Linked DNA regions of Homo sapiens: region 2 is linked to region 1. The links are chromatin contacts, found by Hi-C or POLR2A ChIA-PET in ENCODE. All regions are on one chromosome and are shown on one strand. Each heading gives the region's core, a stretch centred on a gene start or an enhancer-like site at or near the end of the contact. The rest is flanking DNA. Distances are from core to core; before and after follow the strand shown. Region 1 holds the start of LINC02828 (long intergenic non-protein coding RNA 2828). Region 2 holds the start of RIPOR2 (RHO family interacting cell polarization regulator 2).

Region 1 (3,648 bases), core at 991-3,490:
TCGCCTGCTATCAAGAAAGTATAAAACGAACAATAGTGGGGAGAGAAAAGGTGACGAAGAGAGGGAGGTAGTTTAAGTTGTGCTGATTTCATTATTTTAATAGCCAGGGATGGAAATAAATCATCTAAAGATGATAAATCAAGTACGTGGCAAAAACCGCAATTACTTTTGCACCAACCTAATAGAATAAGTATATTTAGAAACGCAAAGATAAAGGCCAGGCGTGGTGGTTCACGCCTATAATCCTAGCACTTTGGGAGGCCTAAGTGGGTGGATCACTTGAGGCCAGGAGTTCAAGACCAGCCTGGCCAACATGGTGAAACCATGTCTCTACAAAAAAAAAAAAAAAAAAAAAAGCGAAGATAAATACTAAGAACAGCAGAAAAAGGGAAGTGATAGTGTGCTAATTTTGTCAGTGTTCATAGTATGGAGTCAACTGGTTTTGCTTGAAGAAAGAGGATTAGGTTTATTATATAAACTTGTAGTTATAAGGTAACCACTAGAACAAAAATTTATTTCCCTATAAACTATTAGGAAACACACACATGCAAACACAAAGAAAATACAGTCCAGTAGAGAAGTGTTCAAAAAGTAACAACAACAACAAAAACCCAGAAAATATCATACAAAATTTGATACAGAATTAAGACCAAACTTATATGTATATGGGCTAAATTCACTGTGACAGACACTGTTGCTTACTCAACAGCCATTTCCCTGCTCCTGCCCCACTGCCTTATTTTGTCTGGGGAATGTACCCAGCCCTAGCAGATGAGTCATTATTAGCTAAGCCAGTCATAGCCATTCTGTGTCCTTCTGTCAGCCTTCCTTACATCTAAGAGTAGTCAGTTATATGGCAAAGAGATTTGAGGGGAAGTCTACTACAGGGCTACTGGGAAAGGTAATCTTTCGCCTGATAAGAGTAGCCCCAGAAGGATAAAGACTTTTACCCTGACTACCCTGTTTTCTGCCTTTGAACTGTGATGTTGGGAGCTGTGGCAGCCATTTTGAATTTATGAGTTAACAAGAATAAGGACTGGCAGAGCAGAAGGAAGGAGCCTAAGATCTGCTGACATTGTTGAGCTCCTGAATGAATGCCAGCTACCAAGTTGCAGCATGACTCATATCTTTACTTCCAACTTTCATTTCTTTCTTCAGGCTTATATTACTAAGAGGTCATGACTAATCTCACTTAACGAAGTATTCCTGTCAAAGCTTTTAGCCATTTGCCTTTGCAGACAGTTTAGACATTTTACTTGGAGCAGAGAATAGTTGATTTTGTGCTAAAAGTCTTCCTAGCAGAGACTCTTCCTGGCTTCAGATGATATCAATGACCTTAATGTTCAGCTTGTGGCATAGAATTCCAGAACTCTGGAAACAGCAATGCAACAACAGAAAATGATTCGGGAAAGAGCTTCTTTAAGGTCACACACATGGATTTCGTAAACGGCCCAGATTGTCTTTAGTTCTTTGTTATTTCTTTTGTTTTACAGATGCTTGAGCTTTTGTTAGTGAATAAGTATTACTATTGCTTGGTATCTTTTACCGAATTCGTATGAAATTCTTATGAATTTTTGCCTGTATGAAATTCATAATCTTACCAATGGGTTTTCTTTCTCTCCTCAAGCTTTCCTTCCATTCCCTTACTTCACATTCAATGAATTTCTTGTGTATGCCACTACCAAGTCTCAAGCTCCTACAATTATTCTAATTTCTACTTCTGTGTATTGGTACGCCATCTCTCCACCTTGCCTCCTCCCTCTCTGGGAGTCTTATCCCCCTCCTTTCTAAAATAAATTCATCTAAGGTGTTCCCAACCATCCTAGGCAAACCTTCAGAGGACTTCACTTCTACTTGGTCTTCCTTTATTCTCCCACTTCATTGGTTCCTTCCCCATTTACCTTCAACGCTACAACAGGTCTCCGTGGATAGTCATGCCCAGCCCCCAGCACACTTTCTGTGGGCTACCTAAGCTCTTAAATGGATGGTAAATGCCTTGGGGTTGCATTTGTTCTCTATCCACAATCTCATCTACTGCATACTTGGCAATGCGGTTTCCATCCTCCCAGCAACACTGAAACTGTTTTCTAAAAGGTCAACAAAGACCTCTTTTTAGTTAAATCCATTATTCTTTTCTGGTTTTTCTTTCTCTGTTTCTCTCTACAGCATTAAAAAGAAAAAAAAAAGATTTCTCATACCTCAAATGTTCGGCTTCCTTGGCTTCTGTCCTATTTGCTAGCAGTTCCTTCCCTTTTTATTGCCTTTTATTTCTCTTGCCATTCCTTTGCTACGTATTCCCTTGCTCCCTATTCTCTCTATCCTTTCACTCCAAAGTCACATTATCTTCCCTGTAGCCATTACCTCTGCGGTTAAAAAGGCCTGTTCTGTTTTCTTTTTCTTTTCTTTCTTTCTTTCTTTCTTTTCTTTTTTTTTTTTTTTTTTGAGATGGAGTCTTGCTCTGTTTCCCAGGCTGGAGTGCAGTGGCTCTGTCTCAGCTCACTGCAACCTCTGCCTCCCAGGTTCAAGCAATTCTCCTTCCTCAGCCTCCCGAGTAGCTGGAATTACAGGCATGTGCCACCATGCCTGGCTAATTTTTGTATTTTTAGTAGAGATGGGGTTTTACCATGTTGGCCAGGTGGTCTCGAACTCCTGACTGCAGGTAATCTGCCCTCCTTGGCCTTCCAAAGTGCTGGGATTACAGGCGTGAGCCGCCATATTTCACTGGGGCTGCAATTTTAAATTTTATTTTATGTATATATGTATTTATTTATTTATTTTAATTTTTTATTTTTTGAGACAGAGTCTCACACTGTAGCCCAGGCTGGAGGGCAGTGGTCAGATATCAGCTCACTGCAACCTCTGCCTCCCAGGCTCAAATGATCCTCCCACCTCAGTCTCCTGAGTAGCTGGGATTACAGGCGTGCACCACCACACCAAGCTAATTTTTTTGTATTTTTAGTAGAGATGGGGTTTTGCCATGTTGGCCAAGCTAGTCTTGAACTCCTGACCTAAAGTAATCTGCCTGCCTTGGCCTGCCAAAGTGCTGGGATTACAGCCATGAGCCACCATGCCTGGCCTTATTTACATATTTATTTTTGAGATGAGGTCTCAGTCTGTCACCCAGACTGGAGTGCAGTGCTGCTGTGATAGATAACTGTAGCCTGAAGCTCCTGGGCTCAAGCAATCCTTCTGCCTCAGCTTCCCAAGTAGCTGGGACTACAGATGCAAGCCACCATGCCCAGATAATTTATGAGTTTTTTGTAGAGATGGCATCTCACTATATTGCCCAGGCTGGTCTTGAACTCCTGGGTTCAGGCAAACCTCCCATGGCTGGGCTCTAGGCTTGGCTTTCCAAAGTGCTGGGGTTATAGGCATGAACCACTATGCCTGGCTGGTGCTGCAATTCAAAATCACCTCCCTTCTCAAACTAGCTCCCTTTCCCACTTTCCTGCCTGTGGTCATGGCATGGTCACTTTCTTAGTCACTGTCTTAGTCTGCTCAGGCTGCCATAACAAAACACCACAGACTGGATAGCTAAAACAACAGAAATTTATTTTCTCACAGTTCTCTGGGTCAGAAGTCCAAGATCAAGATTCTGGCAGGTTTGGTTTCTCCTGAACTCTCTCTCCTTGGCTTGCAGATGGCCAT
Region 2 (3,849 bases), core at 201-2,700, 190 kb before region 1:
AAGGTGGGCATTATTGGTATTTGGAGCTGGACAGTTCTTCCTGTTGAGCTACTGTTCCATGCATTATGGTAAGGTTGATATCCCTGGGCCCCTGAGTGCTAAGACATTAAATACCAGTAATAACCCCCAGTCATTGTGCCACCCAAAACACCCCAGACATTTCCAAGCTCTCCTCTAAGGATGGTTCCAGCCCTGATTGACAACAATTGGTGATCCCAGCAGGACCCAAGCTGTACACTGTCTTTGGGAACTGCTGCAGCCACCAATGCAGGGATGAACTGACTGTTGCTGCTCAGTTAACCCTCAGTGTCTGATTCCTGAATTCCTCTGGGGTGATCCCTTCTCACTGCTGGATTTCTCCAACCCTGTTGTCCACAGTCTCTTCTGGGAGAAAATGGTGCAATTTCAAGGTTGCAGTTACAGGAGGAGGGGACAGTTTCTCTAGGGTAACACTGGGAGTATCTTCAAAACCATGCAGTAAATAAAGTGCCAAAAATAAACACCTTGGGTCAACAGCTCCTCACTGTCATCTCCATTTGCATTTTCTAAGCTTCTGGCCACCTAAGAGATCTTACAACACAGTGGAGTGCTCTGGGAAACCCCGAAATGAAGTCTCAGTATTACTCAGAGAGATGTGTGTTTGTTTGTGCAGCCAGACAGAATTTGGCACACGTTGGGTAGCTCGATATGGTGATGCCAGCCAATGGTGCTCGCGTAGAAGCTCAGTGTTCACTCATCCCTTTGGGAGGACTGCTTTTTGAGTTACATTTTCTTCTTTCTCCTTTAGTGATACAGTCTGAAGTATCAAACTGAGTAAATATTGTGAAATGCAAGATGTTTGACCAAAACCAGTTATCTATTCATTGACTATAGATTTAATCGAGCCACATAAAGCCTAGATATGGTTCAGTTTGGTTTAAATGCTGTAAAGTTTCCAATCCTTAAATGCAAGAGGTTTGAAAAAAAGAAAAGAAAAGAAAAGAAAAATGCAACTATTACTGAGCAAAATAAAAGCTCTGTCCTCTAAATGCCTGCTTTGGTTTAACATAGTGGCTTGCTTTACTTTCAGATAAATTGTAATTGAAGCAAAACCAAGATATGAGAAATATGAACTCCCTCTTTCAACAAAACCCATTGTGTTCAAATTCATAAGCAAGAAAGTTAAGCACCCACCTTCCTCTTTAAGGAAATATGAAAGTTGTTGCTTTGAAATAGAATTCATTGCATTCAGACTTTGAGTGATATCTGTATTCATATCCAACCGGATCTGCAGCCCTCTTCAAAAAATTCTTTCTCCTCAGTGGTGAGAATTACCCCACCTGGGATTCACTCTTCACAAGGCTCAAGAAGCCTATTCATATGAATGAAACTGCTTTCTTCAGGGCAGATGCGGAAGCTGCCCTCCAGAGGGCTTGGGCAACCCAAGGAAAGGAAATCACCTCGGTCGGCAGTGTGACTGCTGAGACTGCCGGGGCTGCTGCCTGCTGCTTCTCGCGCCTGTCCTCTCCAAGATGCAGTTTTTTGATGCTGAGGAGCTCCTGGTCGATGAAGAGGATGATGTTTTTGGTGAAGGTAAATGCATCTTTCTGGCAGGAGGCTCTCCGGTCTGCTTTGCTTTGTTTTGACACCACTGGACACTTTTGCCCAGCTTGGGCAAGGACTTGAGTATTTTGAAATGATAAAAACAAAGCATCCTGAGTGAGGTAGTGGCTGCAAATATCAACTTAGGCACTGAAGGAATACACAAGGCAAGGGGTGGAACAAGGGGTTGAGTCATTCCCGCAAATACATTTTTTAAAGTCATGACTAAAATAAAGGTTTAGTTTAGGCTGGAAAATAGTACTAAATTTTTTGCCTTGTCTCTCTTCTGTGCTATCTCTTGTCTAACACCTTAAGGAAAGCCTGTCACAGTGGTTTGAGCACAGCAGGGCTGCTAGGGAAGAAGTTAAATAAATGGACCAGGAGTGGTTTTTCATGGTACCATGTTGCTTTGATTTGCACTTCTCTCTTTCTGTCTCTCTCTCTCTCTGTCTCTCTCTCTCTGTCTATCTTTCTCTCGGTCCTTCTCTTTTTTTTTTTTTTTTTTTTTGTTGTTGTTTTTTGAGACAGAGTCTTGCTTTGTTGCTCAGGCTGGAGTGCAGTGGTGCAATCTCAGCTCACTGCAACCTCCGTCTCCCGGGTTCAAGTCATTCTCCTGCCTCAGCCTCCCAAGTAGCTGGGACTACAGGCGCCCACCACCATGCCCAGCTAATTTTTGTATTTTTAGTAGAGATGGGATTTTGCCATGTTGGCCAGGCTGGTCTTGAAATCCTGACTTCAGGTGATCCACCCTCCTTGGCCCCCCAAAGTGCTGGGATTACAGGCGTGAGCTACCATGCCCGGCCTGGGTCCTTCTCTCTTACTCTTCCTCACACATACTTGGCACTCCAACCCTCCATTCCCTTTTCCAATTTTCTTTTTTCCCAAGTCGGGATACTGGAGCCCTGGTAGCTTCCAATCCCCATTGGCACTGCTCAGTTTTCTGTTCTCATCTTGCAGCTTTTCCATGACTTGACCTATCCACTGGAATTTAACTGTAAAGGTTGCGATTTTAAAGGGATGATCTAGTCATTGGATGGATGTTTTGTTCAAATGCTGCCTATGAGATTGGGCTATAGGCAAAAGCTTTTTTAGAATTTGGAGCCACCTAAATAAAGGAAATTTGGACTCAAGAATCTCGTGAATTTGATTATTTTCCGCAAGAAACTACGTCTAGCAATTTTTTAAAAAACTCTATTCAGTAATTTTTTAAAAGGAACAGTAGTAAGGTTTTTGTGTATGTGTAATTACCCAAGCAATACAAGTTCGCTGAAGAAAAATTAGAGTGTCGCAAAGAACCCCTTGTAATCTAGTCATGTAGAATGTAATCATGGTTAATATTTTGATGTTGTCTTTCTGCTATGTTGTTCTAGCTACAGAAATATTTAAAATCATTAGTTGGGTTTTTATCACAACTTAAATCAATTTGAAGAATATCTATTGAGCTTCGCTGCTGTTTACCAAGTTATCATTCTGTTGTGTTACTTTGATGGCAGGCGTTTAGGCCACCAACACCTTGAAGTTTGATCTTAGGCCCCATTCTTCAGCTTTCACTTCTTAAAGATGTTTCCTCTTTAAGCAAACACCTTAAAGAGAAAATTTATACTTAGATACTAACTCTTTTGAGGACCTGAAAAATGCTCACAACTATGAAGATAAGCTTAGAACGGAAAAATTGGCAATCATTCACCCACACCTCCCTCCAGGAATGGCATTCCAAAACGCCCAGCCCACATTTCTTTGCCTATAGGAATTTTGCTCTTTTACATCTGGCTATGATACTTAAGAGCGCCCTCTATAGGCTGATGCACTGCACTCTGGATTATGCGTGGCCCCATCCTGAAGGGAAGCGTTAAGACCAAGCAGGGCTGGATGAACCTGTGTGTTCTCTCTCCTGAGCATTCATCATTTCCAAGGTGATTATTGTAACCTCACTAACCATGTTGTAGTGGAATGGCTGAGGTCCCCAGGTTCCAGGTAGCTAGGTAACCAGCTAGCTCTGAGGTGGGAAGTGAGGGAGGTAGTGCAGGTTGATAAGTTGGGAGTCAAACGAGATTCAGACTCAGATTCTGGTTCTGCTTCGTGGTACCCATACAAGCTAACTTTGGTCTCCTCAATGGTGAAGTGGGACAGTAATACCTATCGGTTGTACAGATTATCTTCATAGTAGATGCATAATGTTTGCGTTGCACTTCAATGTGGTATGCTTTATCTTTTCCAAACTGATTATCTCATTTAACTTAATCCCTAAAGATTAAAGAGAAAATCCTT

The links. Hi-C counts contacts between places; a loop is a spot of excess contacts on that map. ChIA-PET counts read pairs that join two places held with the same protein, here RNA polymerase II (POLR2A). Pooled maps may share reads with other maps.
Region 2: a loop to region 1 is called in a pooled map, with 3 times the contacts of the local background. The contact joins the promoter of RIPOR2 here to the promoter of LINC02828 in region 1. A Hi-C loop is called at or near these places in 6 of 50 pooled maps. POLR2A ChIA-PET finds 5 or more read pairs at or near these places in 3 of 52 experiments (PC-9, activated B cell and activated CD4-positive, alpha-beta T cell).

Annotation. Positions count from the first base shown.
Region 1 is chr6:24,740,897-24,744,544 of GRCh38, reverse strand. It overlaps LINC02828 (long intergenic non-protein coding RNA 2828), which reads right to left and starts at 2,240. Exons shown (of 3, transcript NR_183315.1): 1 at 2,199-2,240. RefSeq lists an enhancer at 931-1,020.
Region 2 is chr6:24,933,561-24,937,409 of GRCh38, reverse strand. RIPOR2 (RHO family interacting cell polarization regulator 2) reads left to right here and starts at 1,450. Exons shown (of 22, transcript NM_001286445.3): 1 at 1,450-1,572. The coding sequence starts at 1,512. It overlaps LOC105374981 (a long non-coding RNA gene), which reads right to left and starts at 3,435. Exons shown (of 3, transcript XR_007059514.1): 1 at 3,346-3,435; 2 at 3,040-3,164. RefSeq lists an enhancer at 568-737.